Regions from separate parts of the Homo sapiens genome. Here region 1 is linked to region 2. The links are chromatin loops, found by intact Hi-C in ENCODE. Cell type or tissue: heart left ventricle. All regions are shown on one strand. Each heading gives the region's core, and the rest is flanking DNA. Links, peaks and the distances in the headings are about the cores only.

Region 1 (14,982 bases), core at 27-8,026, 51 kb before region 2:
ATGTGTACTCACACAGCATGATTGTCTAGCATAAGCTGAGCTACTCTAGAATATAATGGGGAGAGTGTAGGGCAAGGATGAGCACATGGGAGCTAAAATGTCGCCTTGTTGGGGTAGCCTGCCTTCCTTCTCAGCCCTGCGCTTAGTCTCTGGGAAAGGAATAGTCCTCGTCCAGTGTCTGGAGATATCCTTGACTCCTCTGTTTATCTCATACCCCATATCTAATTCATTAATAAGTATTTTTGGCCCTAATTCCAAAAATATAGCCAGAATCTTATTATTCCTTCAAAAGAAAACTCCCATTTATTCTCTACTACTATTCTCAATGCTTCACTTCTGAGACTACCTGGTGTTAGCATAGACCACACAGGTTAAGGGCTCGGTCCCGTGAGGCTGGCAACACTTCAGATGCCAATCTCAAATAGTGGGTCCCCAGGTTACCCACAACTTCTGTTTGACTTGGCTACACATCAGAATTTCCCAAGACCCCCTCCTCAGATTCCATAATTACTAAAGTAGCTCTCAGAACTCAGAAGAACAGTTTACTTACAGGGTTATATTATAAAGCATACAACTCAGGAACAGCCAGGTCAATGAGATGCATAGGGAAAGGCATGGGGAGTGGGTTTGGAGCTTCTGTGTCCTCTCCAGGTGTACCATCCTCTCAGTGCCTCCACTGAACACTGTTCCAAGTTCACCAACCTGGAAACTCTCTAAACCCCATTCTGTTAGGTTTTTATGGAAGATTTATTACATAAGCATGATTGATTAAATCATTAACCATTAGTAATCAGATCAATCTCCAGCCTCTCTCCCCTCCCTGGAGTTTAGGGGTAGAGGCTGAAATTTCCAATCCTTTCATGGTTGGCTCCCATGGCAACCAGTTCTCATCCCTAAGGCTTTCCAAAAGTCACTTCATTGACATAAACTCAGGTGTGGTAGGAACTACTTGTCCAGACTTCCAGGTTGTACGTGCCTGAGTAATGAGCTGATCCTTCTTATACCTCAGCATCAGAGAATCCCCGGTGCAGGAAAAGTGGGGTGTGCATGATGGACAAGGTGAGGTGCTGTCAGATTATACCGTCTTGAGCTGGGCAGAGCCTGGGTGCAACTGGCTGCTGTAGTGGTGGCTAGAGTCAGAGATAAAGCTGATAGAATGGAAGTGGTGTACAGAGGAGCCTGACACAGTATTAGATGCATATTTTTTTAGTGAAAGAATATAAGGAATAGATTTCACAATATTCACCAATCAGTATGTTGATTACACAACATATTGTCATTTCTTGACAGGGATTGCTTTCAGCTTTTGCTCATTCAGTATGATTTTGGCTGTGGGTTTGTCATAAACAGCTCTTATTATTTTGAGATATGTTCCATCAATGCTAGTTTATTGAGTGTTTTTAGCATGAAGTGTTGTTGAATTTTATCGAAGACCTTTTCTGCATCTATTGAGATAATCATGTGGTTTTTGTCATTGGTTCTGTTTATGTGATGGATTACATTTATTGACTTGCATATGTTGAATCAGCCTTGCATCCCAGGGATGAAGCCATGGATAAGCTTTTTAATGTGCTGCTGGATTTGGTTTGCCAGTATTTTATTGAGGATTTTTGCAATGATGTTCATCAGGGATATTGGCCAGAAATTTCCTTTGTTGTTGTTGTTGTTTTGTCTTTGCCAGGTTTTGGTATCAGGATGATGCTGGCCTCATAAAATGAGTTAGGGAGGAGTCCCTCTTTTTCTGTTGATTGGAATAATTTCAGAAGGAATGGTACCAGCTCCTCTTTGTACCTCTGGTAGAATTCGGCTGTGAATCCATCTGGTCCTGTGCTTTTTTTGGTTGGTAGGCTATCAATTACTGCCTCAATTTCAGAACTCGTTATTGGTCTATTCAGGGATTCAACTTCTTCCTGGTTTAGTCTTGGGAGGGTGTATGTGTCTAGGAATTTATCCATTTCTTCTAGATTTTCTGGTTTATTTGCATAGAGGTGTTTATCGTATTCTCTGATGGCAGTTTGTATTTCTGTGGGATCAGTGGTGATATCCCCTTTATCATTTTTTATTGTGTCTATTTGATTCTTCTCTCTTTTCTTTTTTATTAGTCTGGCTAGCAGTCTATCTATTTTGTTAATCTTTTCAAAAAACCAGCACCTGGATTCATTGATTTTTTGCAGGGTTTTTTGTGTCTCTATCTCCTTCAGTTCTGCTCTGATCTTAGTTATTTCTTGTCTTCTGTTAGCTTTCGAATTTGTTTGCTCTTGCTTCTCTAGTTCTTTTAATTGTGATGTTAGGGTGTCAATTTTGGATCTTTCCCACTTTCTAATGTGGACATTTAGTGCTATAAATTTCCCTCTAAACACTACTTTTGCCGTGTCCCAGAGATTCTGGTACGTTGTGTCTTTGTTCCCATTGGTTTCAAAGAACTTATTTATTTCTGCCTTAACTTTGTTGTTTACCCAGTAGTCATTCAGGAGCAGGTTGTTCAGTTTCCATGTAGTTGTGCAGTTTTGAGTGAGTTTCTTAATCCTGAGTTCTAATTTGATTGCACTGTGGTCTGAGAGACTGTTATGATTTCTGTTCTTTTGCACTTGCTGAGGAGTGTTTTACTTCCAATTATGTGTTCTATTTTAGAATAAGTGCTATGTGGTGCTGAGAAGAATGTATATTCTGTCAGGGTGGAGAGTTCTGTAGATATTTATTAGGTCCGCTTGGCCCAGAGCTGAGTTCAAGTCCTTAATATCCTTATTAATTTTCTGTCAAGTTGATCTGTCTAATATTGACAGTGAGGTGTTTAAGTCTTCCACTATTATTGTGTGGGAGTCTATGTCTCTTTGTAGGTCTCTAAGAACTTGCTTTATAAATCTGGGTGCTCCTGTTTTGGGTGCATATATATTTAGGATAGTTAGCTCTTCTTGTTGCAGTGATCCCTTTACCATTATGTAATGTCTTTCTTTGTCATTTTTTATCTTTGTTGGTTTAAAGTCTATTTATCAGAGACTAGGATTGCAACCCCTGCTTTTCTTTGCTTTCTATTTGCTTGGTAAGTATCCCTCCATCCCTTTATTTTGAGCCTATGTGTGTCTTTGCACGTGAGATGGATCTCCTGAATACAGCACACTGATGGGTCTTGACTCTTTTATCCAATTTGCCAGTCTGTGTCTTTTAATTGGGGCATTTAGCCTGTTTACATTTAAGGCTAATATTGTTATGTGTGAATTTGATTCTGTCATTATGTTGTTAGCTGGTTATTTTGCCCATTCATTGATGCAGTTTCTTCATAGTGTCAATCATCTTTACATTTTGGTATGTTTCTGCAGTGACTGGTACAGGTTTTTCCTTTCCATATTTAGTGCTTCCTTCGGGACCTCTTGTAAGGCAGGCTCTCTTGTCTGTAAAGGATTTTATTTCTCCTTCACTTATGAAGCTTAGTTTGGCTGGATATGAAATTCTGGGTTGAAAATTCTTTTCTTTAAGAATGTTGAATTGGCCCCCACTCTCTTCTGGCTTGTAGGGTTTCTTCAGAGAGATCCACTGTTAGTCTGATGGGCTTCCCTTTGTGGGTAACCAGACCTTTCTCTCTGGCTTCCCTTAACATTTTTTTCTTCCATTTCAACCTTGGAGAATCTGATGATTTTGTGTCTTGGGGTTGCTCTTCTCGAGGAGTATCTTTGTGGTGTTCTCTGTATTTCCTGAATTTGAATGTTGGCCTGTCTTGCTAGGTTGGGGAAGTTCTCCTGGCTTCCTGAAGTGTATTTTCCAACTTGGTTCCATTCTCCCCGTCACTTTCAGGTACACAAATCAAATGTAGGTTTGGTCTTTTCACATAGTCCCATATTTCTTGGAGGCTTTGTTCATTCCTTTTCATTCTTTTTTCTCTAATCTTGTCTTCATGCTTTATTTCATTAAGGTGATCTTCAGTCTCTGATATCCTTTCTTCTGCTTGATCAATTCGGCTATTGATACTTGTGTATGCTTCACGAAGTTCTCGTGCTGTGTTTTTCAGCTCTATCAGATCATTTATGCTCTTCTCTAAACTGGCTATTCTAGTTAGCAGTTCCTGTAACCTTTTATCAAGGTTCTTAGCTTCCTTGCATTGGGTTACAACATGCTCCTTTAGCTTGGAGGAGTTTGTTAGTACCCACCTTCTGAAGCCTACTTCTGTCGATTCATCAAACTCATTCTCCATCCAGTTTTGTTCCCTTGCTGGCGAGGAGTTGTGATCCTTTGGAGGAGAAGAGGCATTCTGGTTTTTGGAATTTTCAGCCTTTTTGCAAAGGTTTTCCTTCATTTTCGTGGATTTATCTACCTTTGGTCTTTGACGTTGGTGACCTTCAGATGGGGTTTTTGTGTGGGCATCTTTTTTGTTGATGTTGATGCTATTGCTTTCTGTTTGTTAGTTTTCCTTCTAACAGTCAGGCCATTCTTCTGCAGGTCTGCTGGAGTTTGCTTTAGGTCCCCTCCAGACTCTGTTTGCCTGGGTATCACTGATGGAGGCTGCAGAACAGCAAAGATTGCTGCCTGCTCCCTCCTCTGAAAGCTTCATCCAAGAGGGGTACCCGCCAGATGCCAGCCGGAGCTCTCCTGTATGAGGTGTCTGTTGACCCCTGCTAGGAGGTGTCTTCCAGTCAGGAGGCATGGGGGCAGGGACCCACTTGAGGAGGCAGTCTGTCCCTTAGCAGAGCTTGAGTGCTGTGCTGGGAGATCTGCTGCTCTCTTCAGAGCTGGCAGGCAGGAATGTTTAAGTTTGCTGAAGCTGCGCCCACAGCCACCCCTTCCCCCAGGTGCTCTGTCCTAGGGAGATGGGACTTTTATCTGTAAGTCCCTGACTGTGGCTGCTGCCTTTTTTTCAGAAACGCCCTGCCCAGAGAGGAGGAATCTAGAGAGGCAGTCTGACTGCAGCGGCTTTGCCGCACTGAGGTGGGTTCTGCATCCAGTTCGAACTTCCAGGTGGCTTTGTTTACACTGTGAGGGGAAACTGCCTACTCAAGCCTCAGTAATGGTGGGCACCCCTCCCCCCATCAAGCTTGCATGTCCCAGGTAGACTTCAGACTGCTGTGCTGGCAGCGAGAATTTCAAGCCAGTGGATCTTAGCTTGTTGGGCTCAGTGGGTGTGGGATTTGCTGAGCAAGACCACTTGGCTCTTTGGCTTCAGCCTCCTTTCTAGGGGAGCGAACTGTTCTGTCTTGCTGGTGTTCCAGGTGCCACTGGGGTACAAAAAGACTCCTGCAGCTTGCTCAGTGTCTACCCAAATGGCCGCCCAGTTTTGTGCTTGAAACCCAGGGCCCTGGTGGTGTAGGCACCCGTGAGAATCTCCTGGTCTGTGGGTTGCGAAGACCATGGGAAAAGCATAGTATCTGGGCCGGATAGCACTGTCCCTCACAGCACAGTCCCTCATGGCTTCCCTTGGCTAGGGGAGGGAGTTCCCTGACCCCTTGTGTAATTTATACAGACCTAGGGGGACTGAACAAAGGGGGTGAACGTGGGAATAAAAGACAAGAGACAAAAGAATATATTTAGTCAGGGGCCACTTTGCCTCTAGTGGACAAGGGCCCTGAGCTTTACATAGCCCTCCATCTTTATTAGGCAAAAGAGATAGTGAGAAGGGGGTTGGAAGAAGGGGTCAGCCGCTTGGTCCAGAGTAGGCTTGTAAGACTGTGTTGTGCTTCCAGGGTGAGGCAATGCCCCACCCTGCTCCTGCTCACCCTCCATGGGCTACACCCACCGTCCAACCAGTCCCAATGAGCTGAACTGGGTACCTCAGTTGGAAATGCAGAAATCACCTGCCTTCTGGGTTGGTCTCACTGGGAGCTGCAGACCAGAGCTGTTCCTATTCAGGCATCTTGCCTGGGAATCCTTGTGCATGATCTTAAATGGCCTATTACACGAGAAAAACTTTCTTCTTAAGTGATAAGGGGAATAACAGAGCCTGCCAACTCATCTTCTTGTTTCTTGTGTAAGACTGGGCCCAGGTCCTTTTTAGAGAAACAAAACCAATCCAAACAATGTCTCCTTAAAGAGGCCTGTAGCTAAAGTCTGCGCTATGCCATGCAATTGAAACTGCTCTAGGGTTGCACAGAGATGGAGTCCCTTAAATATCTTCTGACCATTCCTGTATACCAGCCACTGTATGTGTATTTGGTGATACCAAGTCAAATGAATTGGTTTCAGTTTTGCGCCAAATGTTTCTCCTAACTCACACTGGTTATCTGAAATTAGATCTTGGTTTAAATATTTAACTAATTCCTTCCTTTGATAGACTGTTTGCAAAAATGGGTGCAGTAATTCCTACCACCCAGTGTGCCTACCCTTGGGAAGTCCCTTCGCCTACTGAATCTGGTCTTTGCTATGTGACTGTCTTTGGACAATGAGACAATAGAAAATGTGATGAAAACAGAGGCCGGAAAAGTGCTGGTGCATTGATACTTGCATTATTAATATTTCACTGCTGAGAACTTTTATACCACCGCATGTGCCAGCCTATGCTAGCCTACCAAAGGAGGAGAGACCACAAGGAGAGAAAGGTCCCCAGACATCCCAGCTGTCCCAGCTGAGAGGTTATCCTAGGCCTTCAAACCCTGGCTGAGCTGGCTCAGACCGGGAGAACTACCCCTCCAACCTACAGAATTGTGAGAATAGCTGTTTGCTGTTTTAAGTCACTACATTTTGTGGTGATTTATGATGTAGCAAAAGCTAACTGATAATCCTCCTTTTGGGCCATAAGGATAGATTTATCTTTTTTATAAATTTGCTGAACGCAAAAGTAATAGTTCCTTATTCAAGAGGAGGCTTGTTGCTTTATTTTTAAAATTTTTTTGAAACAGGTTCTTCCTTTGTTCACCAGGGTGGAGTGCAGTGGCACAATCACGGCTCACTGCAGCCTTGACCTCCCAGGCTCAAGTGGTCCTCCCACCTTAGCCTCCCAAGTGGCCCGTACTGCAGGCATGCACCACCATGCTTGGCTAACTTAAAAATTTTTTTTTTTAGAAATGGGGTCCTGCTATGTTGCCCCCGGCTGGTTTTGAACTCCTGGGCTGAAGTGATCCTCCCACCTCCACCTCCCAAAGTGCTAGGATAACAGGTGTGAGCCACTGTGCCCGGCTGAGGCTTGTTGCTTTTAATTAAACTAGGTACTTGTTAGAGAAGGACTACATAAATCTTAGTAAAGATGCTTTATTCTAGTTAGGGTAGAGATAGAGGATTGAGGAAGTTTCTGCCATCCAGAGCTGTGGAGCCTTTGTGCCCATTGGAGATTTCAAGGGAGGTCCAGATGCATCCCTTTGGACTGGGATGAAGAGAAACATTTCTGAAAGGGATAGCATTTGATGCAGGTCTCAGAAATAGGACAGAGACTGTATACTGCTTCAAAAGGCAGGGAAGGGAGGAAGAAGATCCTAGTCAGCTGTAACTGCCAATAAGGATAGTAAATAGTTGCAATGAGATATGGGCTACTTACTGTTTTATGTTTTACAATTATTATATAATTAAATCTTAACTACAATCTTGTGAAATAGGCACAGTCATTAGCTCTTTTTCCAGATGAGGCTATGGAGACATACAGCAATAGAGTAATTTGCTAATATTTGCTATATGCCCACATGGGTAGTAAAGGGCAAAGCTGGCATTTGAACCAAGGTCTCTCTAATACTAGACCTCACTATTTAAGACAAAGGCATGGACATGATCAAATTGAGGCACATTTTGGATGTGTCTATAGTATACAAATAATGTACACATAAGCATGATCATTAATGTTTTTAAATTGGACTTTTTTATTTTGAGGTAATTGTAGATTCACATGCAATTGTAAGAAATAATACAGAGAGATCCTGGGTAGTGTACTCTTTACACAGTGTAAAAGTTGACCATACAATTGGGTCATTCTTGTCATACCCAACTAAAACAGAGTTGAGATGCCAGGGGGAGAAAACACTGAGGGCATATAACATTGGTCTAGGCCGGGCACAGTGGCCCACGCCTGTAATCCCAGCACTTTGGGAGGCCAAGGAGGGTGGATCACGAGGTCAGGAATTTCAGACCAGCCCAATAGACATGGTGAAACCCCGTCTCTACTAAAAATACAAAAATTAGCTGGGCATGGTGGCGGGTACCTGTAATCCCAGCTACTCAGGAGGCTGAGGCAGGAGAACTGCTTGAATCTGGGAGGCGGAGGTTGCAGTGAGCCGAGATCACGCCACTGCACTCCAGCCTGAGCGACAGAGCGAGACTGTCTCAAAAAAAAAAAAACAAAAACAAAAACAAAAAACCAACACTGGTCTAATAATGTAATTCTCTGCATGCAAGCCTGTCTGGGACATATAACATTGCTCCAAGAATGTAGTCCTCTGCAAGCCTGGCTGCTGAAGTTTCAGCCTGTGCTATCCTGAAACCCATTTTATCTAATAGTTACTGAAACAACCTGCTGTGGTTCTAAGACTAGTCTTACCCACTGCTATCACTCACCAATCACAACTTGCCAGTTTCCTAAAACTTTACTAGTGCCAATGAACTTTCTTGCAAAACAATATGTAACTTTTCTCTTTTTAATAAAACCTCTAGCTTACTCTTTGGTCTTTGGACATACTAAAGACTACCCAGACAGTATGTATGTCTTGAATTGTAATTCTTGCGTCCCAAATAAGACATTTTAAATTTAGAGATTCATCTCTATATTTTGTTTGACTTTGACACCAGTTTCTCCCAAAAGTGACATGTTGCAAAACGATAGTACAATATAGTAGAGGATATTGACATTGATATCATCAATATACAGAAAAGTTCCTTCACCACAAGGCTCCCTCATGTAACCCTTGTATAGCTACACTTATCTCCCTCCCACCCATCCCACCCCTTCCTCAATTCTTGGCAACCACGAATCTGTTCTCCATGTTTATAATCTTGTCATTTTATGAATGTTATGTAAATGGAATCATATGGTATGTCACCTCTTGGGATTGGCTTTATTCACTCAGCTGAATTCTCTGGAGATTCATTCAGGTTGTTGCATGTGCCAATAGTTCATTCTTTTTATTGCTGAATAGTATTCCATGATATGGTTGAACCACAGTTTGTTTAATCATTTATCCACTGAAGGACATCTGGGTGTTTCCAGTTTTGGGCTATTATAAATAATGCTGCAATAAACATTCATGTACTGCTTTGTTTATGTGAATGTAAGTCTTCATTCTCCAGGATAAATGCTCAAGGGTACGATTAACATTTAGCATGGCTATCAATACTTTAAGACAAGTTCTGTGATCAAGTATTTTCTTTTTAAGTAAAGTAGGGGGCATGTGTTTGTTTTTTTCAGCACCTTCCTTTCTTCTGGAAAGATGCCCTCTTCTTGGAGGAACTGCCCATGTAGCTATTAGGTTCTGTGAGGCTCTTGCCCATCACGGTACCTCCTCCTTTGCAATAGATGTGCACCTACCTCCCCAGTCAGACAACTGGGGTCCTTCCCAGGGATTTTTCAGATTTTAATGACAGAAAAGCAGCAGCTCCTTCAGGAAGTGGAGGTCCTGTGGTCTGCCTTCAGAAGAGCAATGCCATTGATACCAGGATCCTGTGGAACTGCATGCCCTGGGGCTGGTTTTCCCTGAGCTGTACGCCTGCCATCCACTCTGAATTTATGAGCTAATAAACTATTTCTGGTTTTGCTCGAGGAAATTTTGAGAGAGCTTTCTGTCACATAAGACTCAAAGTATAAAGAATCTTTCATTCCCCACTCCTGGGCTCTTTCTGGCTTCGTGCTCATGGTTCTGACTCTCCTCTCCTTCAGTTCTGAGGTCCCAACTGTCAGGGCCCAAAGAAACCGCTCAAGTTCTTGCTGTGTCCAGCACAATTTTCATGGAACAGCCCTTGGTGTTTTCTCCAAGGCTCTGATACCAAATCTACACTGAGACCTGGAGCCTATGGCTTCCTTGGGCCCCCAGAGGGCTGGGAGTCATAATTTGGCACAATGAGTGAGAGCTGAGAGAAAGTGGGCCTGGGATTAAATCCTGGGCAGAGAAATTCCCAAGGGCTGGCAGAGGTGAGGGGATGGGGTAGGAGCCTTGGGCTCTGCTCCTGCTGCATCCTGAACTGGGATACCTCAACTGCAGTGTGGCGACTGTGCTGTGAGCTCTAGATCACGGCTGGCATCATGGGCGTGTGACCTGTGCAATTACACAGGTCCTTGCTCTTGGTTTCAGGCTCTGCTGCCGTTGTTGTTTAGGAGTTAGTAGTTTTTTAACAAGGGGCCTAACACTTTCATTTTTCACTGGGTCTTGTGTAGTCATGGCTTCAGGCACTGTGGAGTTGTCACTAATGTACTGCACCCTTTGGATGATGAAGATGAGGCACAAGAGGCTGAGGAGTTGAGACTCTGTACAAGTTCCTACCTTCCCCATGGAATCCTGGAGACTTCTGGCTTTGGGCAAGTCTCCTTTCCGAGGGGTTGCTCCCTATTCCCCAGGACCCTATACACACCTGAGCCAGTGTCCTCCACGGTGATTCATGCGATCCTTTCAGGCAGTTCCCTCTTTCTTCTTCTTTGTCCCAGACTTGGCCCCTCTCTACCCACTGGGACCACCTCCTCCATCTCTTTGAAGGCTCAGCCCAGGCCAAAAGGTGCTCAGCTTCTCTCTGTGTCTGCACACCTGATAGGTGTCCAGAAGTCTTCCTCTCCCTTGGGAAGTACCCAGCCTTCCTCCTCTTTTCAGGCCCTGCTAGCTTTTTTCACCCCTGAGGTCAGCAGTTGGAACCCAAGTTCCCCAAGGTCAGTGGTTGGAGCCCAAGTTTGCCTGACTCTAAAGCCTGTGATTGTCTTATTATATCTTGCTCTTCTTGTTACAACAGTGATTATTTTAACAATCATTATCATTTATTAAGTGCTTACTATGGGCAGGTCAGGACCAGATGGTGGTAAATGAGGCACTAGCCTTGCGCTTGTGTTGAAAACCCAAGGGGACACCAAAAAGTTCAGTAGTAAAAATAAGTAATATTTTAGTGAACTATTTAAAAAATCAAAATTACTACTGAAAAAATCACAATGAACAAAACACAAAAACACTTAAATAAAGACAGGATCGGTAACAGTGCTGTGCCGAGCCATATTGGAACTTGAGGAAAAAGGTAAAATCAATGGGAGCTTCCTGTTAGAATATCCACCCATCCATCTGTCCATTCATCAATATGTCCATCCATCTATCCATACATCTGTCCATCCATCCATCCATCTCCCATCCATCCATCCATCCATCTGTCCCTCTGTCCATCTGTTCATCCACCCATCCACCTCTCATCCATCCATCTGTCCATCCATCCATCCATCCATCCATCCATCCATCCGTCCATCCATTTAATATAAATTTACTGAGCATCTACCACGTGCTGGGCATTCTGCTCAGCACCAAGAGTATCACACAAAGAGCCAAAAAGATTATGTTCCTTTCCTCCTGGAGACAAAATTAAATAATCACACAAATAAACATGTACTTATACACTGTGATAAGCAACACCATGGAAAAGAATATATTGGGGGCCCAGAGAATGCCTCTCTGAGAAAGTAGCATTTAAGCTGAGAATTATAAAATGAGCAATGTTTGCTAAGTTGACAAGTGAGGAAAAGGGAGACAAAGGTAAGGGAAGTAGTTTGTGCAAAAGTCTTGAGGCAGGAGGTACTAGCACATATCAGGGACTGGTTGGTATTAGTTGAGAGCAACTAGAAAAATCATGGGTCCTGCCTTGAGTTTTATACAAGGGCAGAGGAAGAACCAGCCCTCAAAATTAAAGACACAACGGGAGACCAAAATGAAAGCTGCTATATAGTTTCCCCCCAAAGTTGTCCTCGTTCAAGCTATCAGTGACACATACGCAGGGGCTGTTGATTTATGCCTATCATGAGGCATCTGCCTCTCTTCCTGGGAGTGTGAGACTCATGCCAAAAGCTTAGCGGTGGTCTGCAGTGGCCTCATCTAGGGCTGCTCCTGGGAATGCACTGGAAAGAGAAGCCCCCTTCGAGGCTTCTCTGGGTTCATTTCCTTTAAATCCAAAGCCCTTCTTTGGGTTCATTTCCTTTAAAGCATGGCCAGGTCAGCTTCAGGCTATAAGATATGATGAAGTTTCTCTTCAAATAGCCTAATCAATCCTTTATTCTTTAATAGTACCTCCCCACCCCTTTTTCCTTTTTGTCTTTTTTTCTTCCTTTCTGCCTTTGTTACATGCCCAGACACGCCACAATACCAGGTGTTAGCAGTACCAGCTCACATTCCTTTCCTTATTAAAAAAAAAAAGACTAACTCTCTAGCTCATTACAGACACCCCTTCCCCTTTCCCCTCTCTCTCTTACATGCCCACCTTATCTGAAACAAAAAAGTTCAAATATTTAGCCAAACAGAATTAGTTTAAAGCGTACAACCCAATCCTGGCCAATGAAAAAAAAAAATACAAAAGCAAGACTTGCGTCAGAAATAAAGGCTTTCATGCCCCTTTATTCAAGTGTGCTCCCATGGCGACTGGCCAAGGAGAAACACCCCTCTGCGCAAAAGTAAAATTGCTTTGCTAAAAATCCTTTGTTTAAGTGTTCAATTTCCTTAGAATTTTAAATATTATTCCCAAAAAGGCCTTAGCATCATCTTAAGCAGTCACAAACAGACCTGTCAAATTCCTACCAACCTTTTCTTTCCTCTTCTTTTCTTTGCCCTGACATTTCCTGTATTTGGGCCTCTGAAGATTCAAAGAATAGAGTCCCTAACTTACCCAGCCCATCCCTGCCTTGAGTTGGTCTTTGACCCTTTAATAACTGCGCCCTTCCATTTAAAAGTAAAATATTTCCTTGTTAAGAAGACATGTGGTTGGATTATTGCTTCTGCTTTTCACAAAGCCATAGAGTAAAAGCCAAGCCTCAGGATCTGGAGAGGAGGGATGAGGTTGAATTTTATGATCTATACTTCTCTCTTGGCAGCCAGGCAGGATTTGAGGGAGCAGGACCCTGTTAGAGATGAGGCAACCCAGGGAGCTGGAAAGAATATGGTGACTGCCTGGACACATGGAAAGGAATACTGCATAGGCTCTGCCACTGGGTTAACTGTAGTTGGGATTGAAATTTACAAAATAGCCCTGAGTGTCTGCCATACCAGGCAATGAGGGACAGAGGACAAGTGAGCAGCATCCCTCTGCCCCCTGCACTCATGCGTCCATCAATAAGTTGGTTCTTTCTAAAGAATATCTGCAATCTGTTGCCTCCTCTCCATTCTCAGTGCCCCTGCCTTAGTTCAGTCTTTTACCTGGACTATTGCAATGGTCTCCTAATTGGTCCCCCTGCTTCCCTTCTTGCTCCCCTCAAACCCGTTCTCTGTCCTGAAGCCAGAGTACTCTTTCTAAAACCCAAATCAGGCCATGCCCATCTACTGACAACCTTTGGCTTACAAGGCTCTGACAGGTCTACTGTTCTCGCTGAACTTCCAGTCCCACTGGCCTTCTTTTCATTAGGCAAACACAATCACCCCAGGGCCTTTGCCTTTTCTGGTTTCTCTGCCTGGATGCTTTCCTACCTCTGGCTTGTTTTATGGCTGAATCTTCCTCATCTTGTAGGGCTCAGATTAATTGTCACCTTCTTAGAGAGGCCTCCTCTGACCTTTCCTAAAGAACCCACACACCATAGCCTGTTTTAGGTCTTTCAAAGCATTGGTTACCATTGGAAATTACTTTGTATACTTGTTCGCTTGAGGATCATTTCCCCCTTTCCCATTCCACCCCCTAGAATGTAAGCTCCTGAGGGCTGGGATGGTACATGTCTAGGTTACCCCAGTATCTGGCACTGGGAGCAGTGCCCAATAAATGTGGAATGAGGGTGTCACAGGCTGTGGTGTGTCAGAGGAGGTGGAGATGGGCCACTTTGGTCTGGGAGGATCGGAGAAGATGTAGCATTTGACAGAAATCTTGAAAAGCAGACAGAGAAAGCAGGAGAGAGAAAGCAGAAGAGAAAGTGGAGTTTGCAAACTCCATGGATAGAAAGAACCATGAGAGACAAATGCCTAGAAGTAAGAAATCCATATTTGGGTTTGCGGTTTGGCCATACAATCTAACTTTCAAGGAGCAGATCTATATCTAATATGCTGCATATTATTTCAAGGCCACCCAAAGTCCATATATAGGGGCCCTAGTCCCCACCTCATGGGTCCTTCTAAGCTTTTTGCTTCACGTGCCAACTCCCTCCTCTCCAGCCTGACTTGCTGGAGTCCAGTGATCCAGCTGGGTCCAATACAGCTTTCTTCCAATATCCTTCTTTACTTTCTCCAAAGCTCAAGTAACATGTTCACAAGTCAATGTCTAATATTGCTACCAACAGCTCACTGGGTCCCTGAGCCTCCACATACCCCAAAGAGGGTGTCAGAGCCAAGCTTCAGAATAGAATGGAATTCAGCACAGTGGAGGAGATCAGGAAAAAACTGTCATTGGGGATTAATCTCAGGGCAGGACAGCTACCATGCAGTGGCGGGGGCTGTGGGATTAGCGGTTGGCCATGACTAGATCCTTTCTCTCCATGCTCAGAGTGTTTCAGCTCATCCAATTAACCCTGAACTAATGTTTACCTCAAACCCAAGCAGGCGAGACATTTACTTGTGTCTAAATTATGAGTCAAGGGGTAGAAGGATCAAAAATGGAGGAATGCAAAAGCTGAGGAGGGATCATCCCATCTTTCTTCCATTCTCTGGTAAATTTGGGGGCTTTTGTCTCCTTCCCGAAGGATGAGCTCCAACCAGGGTCAGAGCAAGACCTGAGTGGTCCTAGGCTCTAAAAAGGTTATTCTGTGTTTCAGCATGTAATTTCAAATACCCAATACTAACTGAAAAGTAATGATAAGACTGTATAAGGGACTTTTGATTTTTTTAAATAATAGCCACTTTGATCACTGTGTACATGCATGAAGTTGCAAATATTGTATTCTTTCAAAAGCATTATTTGTTGATTTCCTAAGCACCTGCCGGTTGCCTATTGGGCAAT
Region 2 (15,213 bases), core at 1-8,000:
GTTGGTCTCACACTCTTGGCTTCAAGCAATCCTCCCACCTTGGCCTCTCCAAATGCTGGGATTACAGGCATGAGCCACCATGCCTGGCTCTGATGTCCATGGTACATCTATGCTGTTGGAACAGCTGGGGAGGCTATCAGAAGGTTCTGCTCAATGGGAGAAAGGCTTTATCTAAAGACCTGCCCTTGTGAGAAGGCACCAGCTAACCCAGTCTCAGGGTGACACCAGCATCTCACCTCCTTTCACTGTGGAAACCATTTCCCCACCAAGGGATCAACTGAAGCATTCTTGCAAATAGCCTGAATCTTTGTGGTGAGCTGAAGCTCTCCTGGTTTGTGCAATGCACAGCATGACACCAGTATCATGATTAAAAAATTTTCCCCTTCAGAGAGGATCAGGAAAAACTAATGGGTACTAGGCTTAATATCTGGGTGATGAAATAATCTGTATAACAAACTCCCATGACATGAGTTTACCTATGTAACAAGTCTGCACATGTACCCCGAACTTAAAAGTTTAAAAAATGAAAAAAGAAACAAAATTCCTCCTCAGTCTCCCCAAGTTTATATCTTCTAATACCCCAAGGCTGCCTGTAAAGAGAAGAGATGGCTGAGACCCCAGAAGGAGGCAGCGGCTACAAGTCCTGAGTTCAGCTCTTCCCGGCAGCCATGGGAGCTCACACTCTGCCCAGCATCCTGGGGACCCCTGCAGTTGCCCTTGCTGTCCTTTTCTTCACTGAGGCCCTCTGCCCCCAGGCCCGCTGTCCCTTGTGTGAATTTGTCTTTTGCTCTTGTGCCCCTACTGTCTGGCCATGGCTTGGACCCCACTGCCCGAGTCTATCTCTAAGACCTCCAAATACAGAACATCAGAGGGATTTCAGGGACTATTTCCCGAGGAGGATTTTTCTTCCTAAGAGGTTTCAGCAACTCTGTTCTCCACCTCTGGGAGACAGAGGGAGAGTGAGTCCCATTCTATGGATGAGAAAATGGAGGCCCACGGGGATTTTGACAAGAGGTAGGATCTGGGTCCAATTGGTTCTCAGTGGTGTGGCCTTGGCTGTCCTTATGAATTCAGATGGAACTCCCCAAGGAGAGATGGGATGGGAAATAGTTTGCTCAGAAAACTAAATTTCCAGTAAAGAGACATAGAGACCCAGAACCAAGACAGCCAGAGAATGAGAAACACCAAGAGAAAGATGCAGAAATTAAAATGTCAGGGAAAAGAAGAAATGCCAGCTTCCTTCTGGATCTCTTTGTCCCTATATCCCCACCCCAAGCGGTGATATCTCCCAGTTCTTCCTGACTCTCAAGGAAAGGGACCAGGAGCAGCTGGCTTGCCTTGTGAACAATGACTTGGGATCTTTCTGTCCTGTCTCTTGCAGTTGGTACCAACAAAGAGCTCTGCTGCCTCGTCTATACCTCCTGGCAGATTCCACAAAAGTTCATAGTTGACTATTCTGAAACCAGCCCCCAGTGCCCCAAGCCAGGTGTCATGTAAGTGCCAGTGCTCCTGCCCACCCCTCGGGAGGGAGGATGGGAGGTTTGGGGTGAGGTCCCCTCAGAGTACTCAGCTCTCTAAGGCCCATCAAGGTAAAGGACTCCAGGGGAGGCCCCTGCAGTGTTTTGTGACCTGGCCTGGGGCCTGCAGAGTCCTGAAGGGCCTGCCCCTGGGCAGAGGGAAGAGAGCAGACATGACAACAGGAAGTTTGCTTCCTGAGGAACCCCATCTGAGACATTTGGGGAAGGCCTGTGAACCCCGAAGTTAAGGGGAAATTTTACGGGCACGAGGACAGGCCCTGAGATGCCTGGGACAGAGAAGGACGCAGGGGCCACAGGATTCCCCTGATGAATTCGTCAGTTCTTAACTCTTCCTCCCTTCTCCACAGCCTCCTAACCAAGAGAGGCCGGCAGATCTGTGCTGACCCCAATAAGAAGTGGGTCCAGAAATACATCAGCGACCTGAAGCTGAATGCCTGAGGGGCCTGGAAGCTGCGAGGGCCCAGTGAACTTGGTGGGCCCAGGAGGGAACAGGAGCCTGAGCCAGGGCAATGGCCCTGCCACCCTGGAGGCTACCTCTTCTAAGAGTCCCATCTGCTATGCCCAGCCACATTAACTAACTTTAATCTTAGTTTATGCATCATATTTCATTTTGAAATTGATTTCTATTGTTGAGCTGCATTATGAAATTAGTATTTTCTCTGACATCTCATGACATTGTCTTTATCATCCTTTCCCCTTTCCCTTCAACTCTTCGTACATTCAATGCATGGATCAATCAGTGTGATTAGCTTTCTCAGCAGACATTGTGCCATATGTATCAAATGACAAATCTTTATTGAATGGTTTTGCTCAGCACCACCTTTTAATATATTGGCAGTACTTATTATATAAAAGGTAAACCAGCATTCTCACTGTGACGACTCTGTTGATTTTGTTTCACTAATCGGAATCACAGACTGAGAGGAATTCTGGGGGAGGAGTAGGGAAATATGAAAAGGGGCAGAAACAGCAAGATAGGGACCAAGTACTTCTACAGTCATACCAGACATTTCCCTGGAGATACTTTCCTGAAAAGTTGAAACAGACACCATTAGTTTATAAACCATATTGTAACTGAAATGTGATAGAAAAATTTTCTACTTAAATGAATATCAAGATGACGCTGCAATGCATATTTACGCACACAAGCTCATTTTCATAAATGAAGCTTTCCTCAGAATGATGGCTAACATCTGTTGAGGTCTTACCAAGTGCTGGGTTTTGGGCTAAGTACTTATATTAGTAAAAGTCTAGCAAATACTGCCCATAGTCTAGCAAGGACTCCTTACCTGGAAGTTGCTGAAAGCCTTGGTAATGTTATCTTTGTTCTCCACTCTGCTTTTGGGGAGGATGTTTTCCATGACTATACGAGATGAGGCTTGGGGCTGGGTGGCCAGAGTTAGCAAATAAAAATACAGAATGGATACTATTTTAGTGTAAGTATATCCCATGCAATATTTGGGACCTACTTGTACCAAAAATGATTTGTTCTTTTTCTGAAACTCGAATTTAACAGGGTATCCTAAATTGTATCTGGCAACCCTCTGAAGAAGGAATACTGCTTATAGAGGTGTCTGTTTCCTGTTGGAGATGTCTGTTGATTTTGGCTTAAGTGTAGAACAGGGCTTTGGCTTAAGTGTAGAACAGGGCTTTGGCTTAAGTGTGGAACACGGCTTCTCAACCTTGAATTCACATTAGAATCACTTAGGAGAGCTTTTAAAAATTCTAATGCCAGGTCCTCACCTCCAAAGTTATGAATTTAATTGGATTGATGTGGGGGCCTGGCATCAGTAATTTAAAAACTCCCCAGGGGATGTTAATGCACAGCCAAGTTTGAGAACCACTGTTGGTGTGGGGTCACAGGCTGTTTTTAACCAGCATTAAGGTTTCAGAGGCACTGCAACTCCGTTCTAATTTTTGAAGGCATCTGATCTAGTTATTTTTGGTTCATTCCATTGGATGGTTAATCATAAGCAGAAAATCTATCAGATACAGTTATTTCTAGAACTGGGTTTTTAACACGTCTCTTCCAGCACAGCACTGGGAGCTCTGTGGTCATCCCTTCCGCCGCCCACCGGCTCCCCCATTGTATTGACTCCACATTGCCCCCTGCTGGTGAAACAAGTGCGAAGGTCAGCGTCTTTAGCTCCCTGCCTCTGATGAATACAGCTGCACCTTCACAAAGAGCACAGCTGTTCATTGTGATGGTTAATGTTACGCGTCAACTGGACTAAGCTAAGGGATACCCAGGTAGCTGATAAACATCATTTCTGAGTGTGTCTGTGTGGTGTTCCAGAAGAGATTAGCATCAGAAGACTAAAGAAGATCTGCCCTCACCAATGCAGGCAGGCATCATCCAATTCACTGAGGTCCCAAATAGAACAAAAAGGCTGAGGAAGGGTGACTTTGCTGTCTGCGTTTGAGCTGGGACATCCATCTTCTCCTGCCCTCTGACATCCACGCTTCCGATTCTTGAGCCTTCAGACTCAGACAGGGACTTGTACCATCACCTACCCTTCTTGACCCCTTCTCAGGTCTGTGAACTTGGACCAGGACTGACAACTTTGGCTGCCCTGGTTCTCAGGCCTTCAGACCAAATCACACCACTGGCTTTCCTGGTTCTCCAGCTTGCAGATGGCAGGACTTCTTGGCTTCCGTAATTGTGGGAGCCAATTCCCCTAATAAATATCTCGGTATTTATATCTATATCAACATTGGTATCCAATCTATATCTATAGAGAGAAATAGCCTACTGTTTCTGTTTTTCTGGATAACTGACTAATACATTCATTTTATCATCAAGATAAATATTTACAATGTGGGATCTGAGAAGGAGGTGGATTTGGCTGCTTCGGGACCTGCTTTCCTGTCCTGCCTAATCTCTCACCTCCTCATTTTTGCTTATATTAACATTAGCTTGGACTGGAAAATTCTGCTCTTCTAGTCCTGCAAGCTCCAGATCACAGGATTCTTAATTAGCTTGGTTTTCAGGCAGCAAGCAGAAAGTACATTTCTTTAAAAAACTACTTTTTTTCCCCTTCTCTGCTATCAGAAGAATCAGTTTCAAAGTAAGTTAATTTCTTTCTTAGTGGGCCTTACTAAGACTGATGCAAGAAATAGTCTCCAATACCCTGAATTTTCGTTTTTGATAAAACTTTGGCTCGAAGATGGACTTAGAATATATAACAGGCCATGGGGGTAACCGGCAATTTTGGTAACTAGAGGTATCCCCACTGACTTTGACCTTAGCTACTGCCTTCAGCCAGTTCCACGTTTGGGGACCCATACTTACAACATTGCAGTCTATGTTAGTTAGGGATGGTTTAAGTCACAGTGTCAGAAAAATAACTCAATCTGGCTTAAATGATAAAGGGAACTTATTAGTTCACATAACTGAAGCTTCAAGAAATAGAATTAGTTTCAGGCAAAACTTGATTCAGTGGTCCTTGTTTCGCTATGGACTATACATGTCTTTCTGAATTTCTGATCTCCCTGCATTTGAGAGCTTCATCCTAGAAAGAAGTTACTATATTCATCCTAGTTACTCTATTGGCAGAATAGCTTCCAGAAACTTCCAGAGCAAATTGGGAAGACAATGTCTGTATCCTCGTATTTTGAGCCAAGAGCCTGAGTTCCACTTTTATTGGTCTGGCTGGCTTGGATTAAGAGCCCATCTCTTAACCCAGGGGCCAGCAAACTATGGCCATTGGGCCCAATTTGACCTACTACCTGTTTTTGTATGGCCTGCGAGCTAAGATGTTTTTACATTTTAAGTCATTGAAAACATCCAAAAGAAGATTATTTTGAGAAATATGAAAATTGTATGAAATTGGAGTTTTAGTGTCCATAAAAAAGTTTTATTGGAATGCAGTTGGGTTTATTTGTTTCTGTATTGTTTACAGCCCACAGTCTAGCAAGGACTCCTTACCTGGAATGAATCATATTTTCATACGACAAAGCAGAGCTGAGTAGTTGTGAAAGACACTGTATGACCCACAAAACCTGAAGTAGTTTCCATTTGGTCCTTTACAGAGCAAGTTTGCCAACCTGTATCTTAATTCATCTTTGTGGCCAGAGAAGTGGATTTACTGATTTGTTTCAGCTGATCAATGTCTATAACAAGCAATGTTGATGGGCTGAAAACCACACAGACTACCAGAGGGGTTGCTTTTCCGAAGAATCATGTAAGGATAAAAGAGAAAGAAAGAGAGAAAGACCTTGGAACCCAACTAGTATCTACCAAATGTATGTAACTTTCTCATATTAATTCTGTCTTTATATGTGAAGATGACCAATCCCCTGCCTGTGATTACATCACATCAAGCATGTTCTTCCCAAATTGGGGGTTCAATTCAGACTCTCCTGTTATATGCCAGTTGTCTTAGGGATTTTCTCACTTTATTCAACACTATACTCAATTTTTACATTAATAATGCAGTAATAATATACCCCTTTGCCATTCTGTATTTTCCTGTATAATAATAATTATTATTGTTATTATTATTATTTTTTGAGACAGTTTTTGTTCTTGTCGCCCAGGCTGGAGTGCAATGGCATGATCGCAGCTCACTGCCACCTCTGCCTCCTGGGTTCAAGTGATTCTTGTGCCTCAGCCTCCTGAGTAGCTGGGATTACAGGCACGCACCACCACGCCCAGCTAATTTTTGTATTTTTAGTAGAGATGGGGTTTCACCATGTTGGCCAGGCTGGTCTCGAACTCCTGATCTCAGGTGATCTGCCCGCCTTGGCCTCCCAAAGTGCTGGGATTACAGGCGTGAGCCACTGTGCCTGGTCTTTCCTGAATTATTTTACCGGTTTTGTAAAAAGATTTTGATCGGGATATACCCTGTTGCCCCACAAATGATGGCTAGTTCCCAAATCTGAGACTAAGTTTTCATTATAGACTTTATATTCTAAACTAAGTCACTAACAACTGGGGCCAGACAATCCTTCCAGGGCATTGTAGACATAGGAAAAGGAAAGAAAGTGGCCAGCCTAGTGGGTTCCACCTTTGTGAAGGAGAGGTCTTTACTTCTAACTGCTCTTGAAGCCCAGTGAAGGGGTCTCCAGAGGGTAACTTGTACAAACTGGAAGTACCTGCAAACAAGGCAACTCATTTTCCAGTTGGATGTCAGCTTACATGGTGAACCTCATGATTTGCCTGAGCCAAAATGAGCAGGGGAGAAGAAAACAGAAGATAGGAACCAAAGCAGGGAAAAGGATTGCTGGAGGCTGCTCTCCCACCACATGGAATGAGCTTTCCATTGGCCGAGTGATCCTGTGGAAGGGAGCTGGGCTCGAGCCATCCTCCCAGTGACACTCCGCAAAGGTTGGGGGAATCACATGTCCCATTTTGTCTGGGAAATGACCCAGTTTATGCCAGTTGTGCCAGCATAGTTATTAATAGTAACCCCTTTGAGTCTTAAAGTGCTCATCCTACCAATAGGAGATCCACTGCTTAGCTTACAAGGATCTTAACAGCAGTAGCTGATGGGGTGGTCTCAGGGCCGCTGTCTACAAAGGCCCCTGGATGTGTGGGCAAGAGGGTGCTGAAAGCCAGTCTGCCCATCACCTGTAAGGTCTTGCACTCACACAGGGCTAGGTGTGCTCCATGGTGCTTTTTTGTAACATGCTCAATGGTGTCTTCCAGGCTAGCAAAGGCCCAGGGTATGCTGCCAGTGGTGTGAGCAGAAGAGAGAGGTGAAAGATGTTGGGCAAGGGTGGGATCTCTCACCTAAGAAACTATGCAGAGAGAGGACCCTCAGGAATGCCCATCTATCCGAGGGAAATATACATGCATTGCCCATAACTTCAATATTTTTTTAAAAGATGCAGGGATAACCTAGCAGTGGGGGCAGGGACTACATCTGTAGGCAGTTAAAAGAATTCTTTCCCCTCTCTCTTTTAAACATTTAAATTAAAAAAAATTCTTTTAGAGACAGGGTCTTGCTCTGTCACCCAGGCTGGAGTACAGTGGTGTGATCACAGCTCACTGCAGACTAGAACTTCTGGGCTCAAGCGATCCTCCTGCCTCAGCCTCCTGAGTAGCTAGGACTATAGCTGCACACTACAATGCCTGCTAATTAAATTTTTTTTTTTTTTGTAGAGACAGGATCTCACTGTGTTGCCCAGGCTGGTCGCCAACTCCTGGCCTCAAGTGTTCCTCTGGCCCTGGCCTCCCAAAGCACTGGGATTACAGGTACAAACCACCACAACCAGCAAAATTTTCTCTTTATATTACCCCACACAGACAACCCCTCTTTCCAACATGCCAGAGGAGTTAAAAAGAGAAGGAGAGAGGGTATCTCAGAACCAAACTAAAGCTTCATCACACTCCAACTACCAGAGCCTGTTTTGCTCTGGTGAAGGGCGAGGAGAAAGGAAGAAGTAGAAATGTTAGTTAAGTCAAATTTAAGATTAGGGTTCTAAACTGAAGGAATTTTAATAACTGGATGTGACCAAAACGTGATAGGATCTCCCCAAGATGTTAAGGTGGAGCTGATGATTGGAGAACAGTTAAGCATTTTATGTTTATAGTCTATATATAAGTAAGGATAGAATAGGTTGTACCTAGATAACAAACAAACTCCCAGTGGTCTAACAAGGTAAAAGTTTTCCACTCATACAAAATCTGATGTGGGCTAGATCACTGGATCTCACAATTTAGTTGCATCAGAATCCACTGGTGGGCTTGTCTAAACACAGATTCCTGGGTTCCACCTGAGACTCTGATTCTACAGGTCTTGGTAAGACTCAAGATTCTGCCTTTCTAATGAGGTTTCAGGTGATCCTGATGCTGCTGACCCATGAACTACACTCTGAGCAGTATTGATCCTAGAGCAGCTCTCCTCCAGGTGGTGACTCAGGAATTCAGGCTGCTTCCATCCTGTAGCTGTAGATTCTGGAATGAGAAAGAAGACAGAAAAGGCATACTGCTTTTAACTGTCTTGGTCCAGAAGTGACATGCTTCACTTAATCTTACAATTCATTGGCCAAAATTAGCCACAAGAGCCCAATGCAAATGCCATGAAGGGGAACATGTGGACTATTTAGTGAACCCTACTTTGTCTGCCACTTACTCTTAAAAAAGAGGTTAACCAAGGAAAGAGACCTAGCCAATGTGAACTTGCAGTCTATTAGAATCTTTTGCTTTTCCTTTCCCCCGATTATAATAGGCTGTCAGTTTAGTATTCATCTAATATATGAAGGATTTATGCAATATTCATGTTGTTGAGATGTGAAATAAATCCTAGATCTATTTGAAATATTTTAAAGTTCATGGGCCAATGGTGCCAGTCATCAGATGTTGAGAGGCCTTAGGGGAAGAAAGAATGAGACTCTATGGCTTCATCAAGGCAGAGATGGCTACTATCATGATTCCGGATAATGCCCCCACACTTGCCCTAGCTGGTTTGCTATGACGGGCTAGAGGAGGAATATCTCAAAATTGGAAGGGAATATAAAATGTTGCATGAGAGAAGCTATTTATGCAGGTGTGTTTGTGTGTGTGTGTGTGTGTGTGTGTGTGTAGAGAGAGAGAGAGAGTCAAAATGTACTCTTTGGGTCTAGACAGGACATGTTTGTTGCCTTGATCTCTTCATAGAATGGGTAACATAACAGCAGCGAGCATTCCTGAAGTTCTCTGAACTAGACTGAAATCTGCAAAGCTTGTCCCCTCAATGAGGGACCCAGAGCAAGTGGTTCAAGAGGACTAAGAGAGAACCAGTTTTTAGTGCAAGGCCCCAGCTTCTCAAATCTTGGTTTTTGAGTTAAAAATCACATACTCATACTTATGAAAATCAAAGCACAAAGAATGGAAAATGAAAAGTGGAGATCCTCATTTCTTAAAAGTTATGGTTGCCAGGGAAATCACATTTAATAGATTGGGATATATCACACACATCAAATGTCCTTCTTATGTTTATGTAAATATATATAGCTTTTACCAAAGCAAAATATTATTATATGTACAGTTATATAATAAATATGTGGTAATATAGATATTGGTATAGAGATACACATATGGAATGTATATTCTATATACATAGTTTTACATTAATATCTTAGATACCTTTCATTTCACTATGTATATCCACTTCATTCTTTTCAGTAATTTTGTGTTTATTATGTGGTTATACCACAATGGTTTAAACTATTCATCTTTTAAAGAATTTATTTCTATTGGTTGTTTTACAAACAGAGCTGCAAACAACAGCAATGTGCCAACACTTTGTGTCTTTTTTTTTGAGACAGAGTCTCACTCTGCCACCCAGGCTGGAGTGCGGTGGTGCCATCTCGGCTTACTGAAACCTCTGCCTCCTGGGTTCAAGCAGTTCTTCTGCCTCAGCCTCCCAAGTAGCTGAGATTACAGGCGCCTTCCACCATGCCCGGCTAATTTTTGTATTTTAGTAGAGATGAGGTTTCACCGTGTTGGCCAGTCTGGTCTCCAACTCCTGACCTCAAGCTATCCACCTGCCTTGGCCTCCCAAAGAGCAGGGATTATAGGAGTGAACCACTGCACCTGGCCCTCCTTTGTTTCTTTAGATAGTGTTTCTTGAAATAGATTCCTAGAAATAAGATTGAAGAGTATGTAAATTTTAAATTTTTCTACAGACTGTGTAATTTCTCTTCAAAAATGCCGATTATCAAAATGTCACTTTTTGATACTAAAAAATAGATTGTTTTAAACACACAAAGTAAGTAGGGCTTATCAAAAAGTTAATATATCTTGCATTTCTCACAAGTATGTTGAATTTCTCCCACTTGCATTTTACAGCAGGAATCCTGACTCAGTCTAACTTTCTTATACTTAAAAACATAACAGGCCAGAAGTTAGCACACATTTTCTATAGAAGGCCAGATAGTAAATACTGGTGTCTTTGTGGGTTATATCATTTCTGTTAGAACAATGTGACTCCACCTTTGTCTTGGGAAAGCTGCAATAAATAATATGTAAAAGGGCAGGAGTGGCTGTGTTTCAACCAAACTTTATTTACAAAACAGGGTCATGCTAGATTTGTTCTGAGGACCATAGTTTCTTAACCTCAATCTAGGCAATCCGTCAAATAATTCTGCATTCACAATAGAAGTCTTGTTGTATATATTGGCTGACTGTCTTTCCTTTCTCTAATGTTAACCACTGATTTTGTGGAGCATGGATTCTAGGGAAATAATACCCAGGTAAGATGTCTATTACCATGTGTGTCTTATTTTTAAAAGAGTGGTTAAATTCTTATTGAGGCCGGGCACAGTGGCTTATGCCTGTAATCCCAGCACTTTGGGAGCCTGAGGCAGGCGGATCTCTCCGGTCAGGAGTTCAAGACCTGCCTGGCCAACATGGTGAAGACCCGTCTCTATTAAAAATACAAAAATTAGCCGGGTGTAGTGCCATGCACCTGTAATCCCAGCTACTTGGGAGGCTGAGGCAGGAGGGTCACTGGAACCTGGGAGGTGGAGGTTGCAGTGAGCCGACATCACACCACTGCACTCCAGCCTGGGTGACCAAGTAAGACTCCATCTCAAAAACACAAACAAACAAACAAACAAAAAAACAAAAACCAGTTTTATTGAGAAATTCAGTAGTTTTTGGTCTTTGGTCTGTATGTATATCACATAGGGGTTTGGTAAAAGTCTAGATTCCCACATCCAAACCCAATTCTCTTGTGAGCATTTTAAACGACCATCCCAGGTGGTTCTGGAATGCTCATAGGTTTGCATATTAGTTACACTATTTATTTGCTGCATGGCCTTGGACAAGTTGTTTTAACCCTCTGAGCCAACATTTCCTCTTCTATCAAATGGGAATATTAATAATACTTAGCCCTTGGAGACATTGTTAGAATTTGAAGGACAATGAATAATTTTTAAGAGAGCTTGACCCATGAGAAAAATAAACTTAAATGCATGAATATATATATCAAGCATGAATTTACCTAGTGCATATGCATTATACACTGGGTGCATAATATTTTATAAAATAATCCTTGTTTTATAAAGTAGTGTTTCATTATTTGGGGAGAGGCATTACCGTCATTTCCTTTCTGTTGACTTCCCCTCTTCAGAGTTTTCTACTCTTCCCCTCCCATCCCACCACCTTGCTTTGTCACAAAACAAAGCCAATAGGATCACCAACAGTTTAAGACTGGTTTACTCAAAACAAATTCATTATTTTACATAGCTGAACATAGAAATGGTAAATAATGTTCTATAAATATTTGTTGGTTGACAGCTTTGGAACAATGTCCTCTAGAAAAAGCTGAACGTAGCCACCCACCTTGTATGAGAGCCACAAAGAATAGCCATGTGCCTGAATATGTGTCAGCCGCTGTGTGACTGGAGGGGCTGAGGAAGGGGCGTAGAGGGTGTTGTGAAGTCCCTTCTGACAAGCAGTCAAGAACGCATAGAAATACATTACAAAAATTAAATAGTCTAGATAAGTTGAAATGCATGTTAAGAAGAGTCCCAGAGTGTGGTTGCTTGGGTAGGGGTAGGTTCAGGAATTGAAGGGACGTCCCTAGGGCCTGGGTCCCTGCTTCCTAATCTGCCACAAACGTAACAGTGTCTTGTTGCTTCCAGGTCACTCAGGGATTTGACTCTGAGATCAATGATGCACTTGGCACCAGAACTTGGTGGGGTTGGCACAGACATGCCAGCCTCAGCCACTTTCATTCTGGAAGCTGTTAAAAGAGACAGTTATAAAAATTGAGGAATCAGCAAGGGAATTCCTGGTCCCATGCTGCCTTCCCATCTCTGTCTTGGCAAGCATAGGGCCTATCCACTTGTTCAAGATTCTTTGCCCAACCTCAGCTCCCTAGACTTTACCTCAGTGGCTCAGGCGGTCTCCTCAGGCAGCCTCCTCCTGCTAACACTTCCTCCTCTCTTCCCTCTGCCAGGGGCAGCTCTTCCCTGGTTCCCTGCAGACCCCAGGTCAGGCCAGAAAACACCTCTATGGCCCTTCCCTGTGTCCCACCACCAGATAGGACCTCAAAGGCCTGGGGTCCCCAGGATGGCCCTCAAACCGACTGGTGCCCTTGCAGGCTGCCACCCTCCAAGTCCTGCTTCTCTCCAGAGATGGGCAGAAGCACCAGCCCTCGCCTGGCACCAGCAGTGAGTCTCATAATTGCCATTTACCATTTTGCTAGGGGGGCTTCTGGGGGTCCTAGGAAAAGCAGCAGATGCCTGGGTGCTTGGGGACCTGGGCATTCTGAGGGAAGGAGCAGCGTGACCCTGAGTCATTTTTCACTGGGGACAAGTGAGCCAACTCCTTCTACCCAGTGATAAAATCAGAAGGAAGTAGATGGAGACAGCACTGTTCAGGGGATGATTTGGGGATGAGAAGAACTGGCAGGAAGTTGGAGATTTGGGGGTGAGAAGAACCAGCAGGAAGTTGGGGATTTCTTGTTTCCCCACTTTTCCCTTCCATTTCTGTTTGAGCCTTAGGTTTGGCCTCCATCTCCCTCTGTAGAAATTGCAGCTAGTTAGATAGTCTGCCTCTTATTCCAGCTCTACTGGGGGAACATAATATGGTCTAAGAAGAAATTTTTCCAGCAAGAGGCCATCTCTGCAAATCACCTGTGAGGCAGACCTGTGGCAATTTTATGACTCAGCTGGCCACCAGGAAGCGATTGTAGCTGGGTTCTGCCCCTTATTGAAACCTACTCAATGTTCTCCTTCACTAAGTAGGACAAGACCGTACCCTGCCTTTAAGGTTTATAGAATAGAAAGTGAAAACACTTTGGGGAAGAAAATCTTCCTGAACAGATAGCCCAGGGCATTTTGAAAATCCCTTAGGAAGTTCTCTGTTTCACTTGGGTACCTCTGTCCCTGGACTTTGGCGATGTGGTTTGACCCCAGCCAGAGAGTGCAGGGAACAACAGCAAAAGGCAGGACAAAGACTGACTCGTGAGAGGAGGCCCAGGAACAGGGGGGCATCGTGAGAGAGGAGGACGTGAGGGCCCAAGAGTGTGAGCAGAAGAGGATAGGACTTGGGCACTCAGTCACCAGCTGTGGGGTCTGAGCTGTGTCCCCTTCTCTAAAGAGGTAAGCCCTGAGTCATGGGAAGATGGAAACCGGGGCTCATGAGACAGGATGTTTTTTAAGCACCGTGGTGTCTTGTTGACTTGCACATGCAAGGGGGTCTTGGGTAACCACAGGGCTCAGGGTATTTGCAGGAACAGTTCAAGTGCTCACTTGTCTTGGGGCTGTTTGTGGGGAAGTGGTTTCCACAGCAACAGGAGGTGAGATATTGGTGTTACCCCAGACCACACTTAGCTACTTCCTTCTCACTAAAGCTCTGTAGTCATATTTTCCCTGGCAGAGCAGAAACTTCTCTGTTATCCCACAGCTGTTCTAACGGTGTAGACTTGACTTATGCAATGATGCCAGGAGTCCTGAGCAGCACAGCCCAACTTCAATCACACACAGATGGACAGAGCTGTATTAGCAAAGCCTGAGCTACTGAGCGATGAGAGTACAGCCAGGCTTTCAGACATCTGTTCATTCAAGAGAGATATGCGCTAAGCCAAGGACCTAAAGATGTGTTTAATATGGGTGCTAATATGCATAAGGAACCTTGAAATAAATGTTCTTAGCCTTTGGCCAAGAGGGTCCATGTCTAGGAATCTATTCTCCATAGAAATAAATTCAAATATGGAAAAAATGAACAATGCATAAGTGTATTTGGTCCCCAGCATATTTATAGCAACTTAAAATTGGACCCAATTTAAATTGCCTATGATATGGAAATGGCTAAGAAAATTATGGGATCTTCCCTTGATTGGCTATTAGGCAGCCTTTACAAACAATGCAGTGACATGAGAAATGCTTATGTTATGGTAAGCTTAAAAAACTCAAGATGCAAATCAGCTTATTTTAATCAGGAGCCACCTAGCATTTGGGATGTGGTCAATCCCACATAATGTATTTTTGTGGGTGCAGTTCCCAGGAAAGAGGAGGAATAAAAACGGCAAGTATGAAGTGTCTCCTTCGCTTGCAGTCTCCTTGTCTACCCCTTTGTCCATCCACTATGAAAGGACTCCCTTCTGTTCCTTAATATGGACAATTTCTATTGAGGACTCATTGTTCTAAGAATTGTCTCATCTCCTCCTGCATCCTCAGTGCCCGATCTTTGGCTTCTATGAAGGAAGGTGGGTAGTGCTTATGGCAGGGCCAGTTCTACCTTTCTCAGTATGTTCTGGAGTGGGTATGTAGCCCCATTTTCTAGTGGTTACCTTGACATCATGAAGAGTTTATGTCTCTTTTGCCCTAGATTTGGGCAATAGTCATTCATTGGGCAACTGGAAATAACACAAGTCAGCATCTCATTAAAAATAAAGTCATTCAGGAAAGTGGACGACTAATAGTTTCTAATCTAGAGAGCATAGGAGAAGAAATGTTTACCACACACAAAGTATTAGTGCCTTTTATATCATCAAGACAAAAATAACAGGAAAAAGACAAACACATTATAGTGAAAACTTGTTTTTCCTGACCAGCATCTATTCTGCATGTTCCCTGATGCCAGAAACTCACATTTCTTCAGGGCAAACCCCCTTCCCCACCATTCTCAGGCTTTAAGTTTATGTAAAATTCAGTAAACCCAAAGATTCAAGTTATGTGCCTTGATTAACTTAAGCAAATCAATGAAACCCATCCCCATAACCACAGCGACTGGTTA

The links. A loop is a pair of places that touch in the nucleus more often than their neighbours do. Peaks named below come from ENCODE experiments on the same cell type or tissue, not always from the same donor. Only the 100,000 strongest peaks of a DNase experiment are listed, where the experiment ranks them.
Region 1: it touches region 2 in a loop (2.9-fold over the local background); 5 of 110 quality-filtered maps call a loop at or near these places.

Annotation. Positions count from the first base shown.
Region 1 is chr17:36,018,373-36,033,354 of GRCh38, forward strand. No RefSeq gene overlaps it. Among named protein-coding and RNA genes, the nearest start is that of CCL23, 7.9 kb to the left of the region's middle. RefSeq lists an enhancer at 4,718-5,219. In heart left ventricle, for the core only: no CTCF peak of the experiment used is centred there; no DNase peak of the experiment used is centred there; H3K27me3 peaks cover 765 bases.
Region 2 is chr17:36,069,066-36,084,278 of GRCh38, forward strand. It overlaps CCL18 (C-C motif chemokine ligand 18), which reads left to right. Exons shown (of 3, transcript NM_002988.4): 2 at 1,382-1,493; 3 at 1,886-2,967. The coding sequence ends at 1,976. It overlaps CCL3-AS1 (CCL3 antisense RNA 1), which reads left to right and starts at 5,548. Exons shown (of 3, transcript NR_186417.1): 1 at 5,548-5,783; 2 at 7,645-7,737. In heart left ventricle, for the core only: a CTCF peak has its summit at 3,643 (motif pointing left); a DNase peak (open chromatin) is centred at 3,636.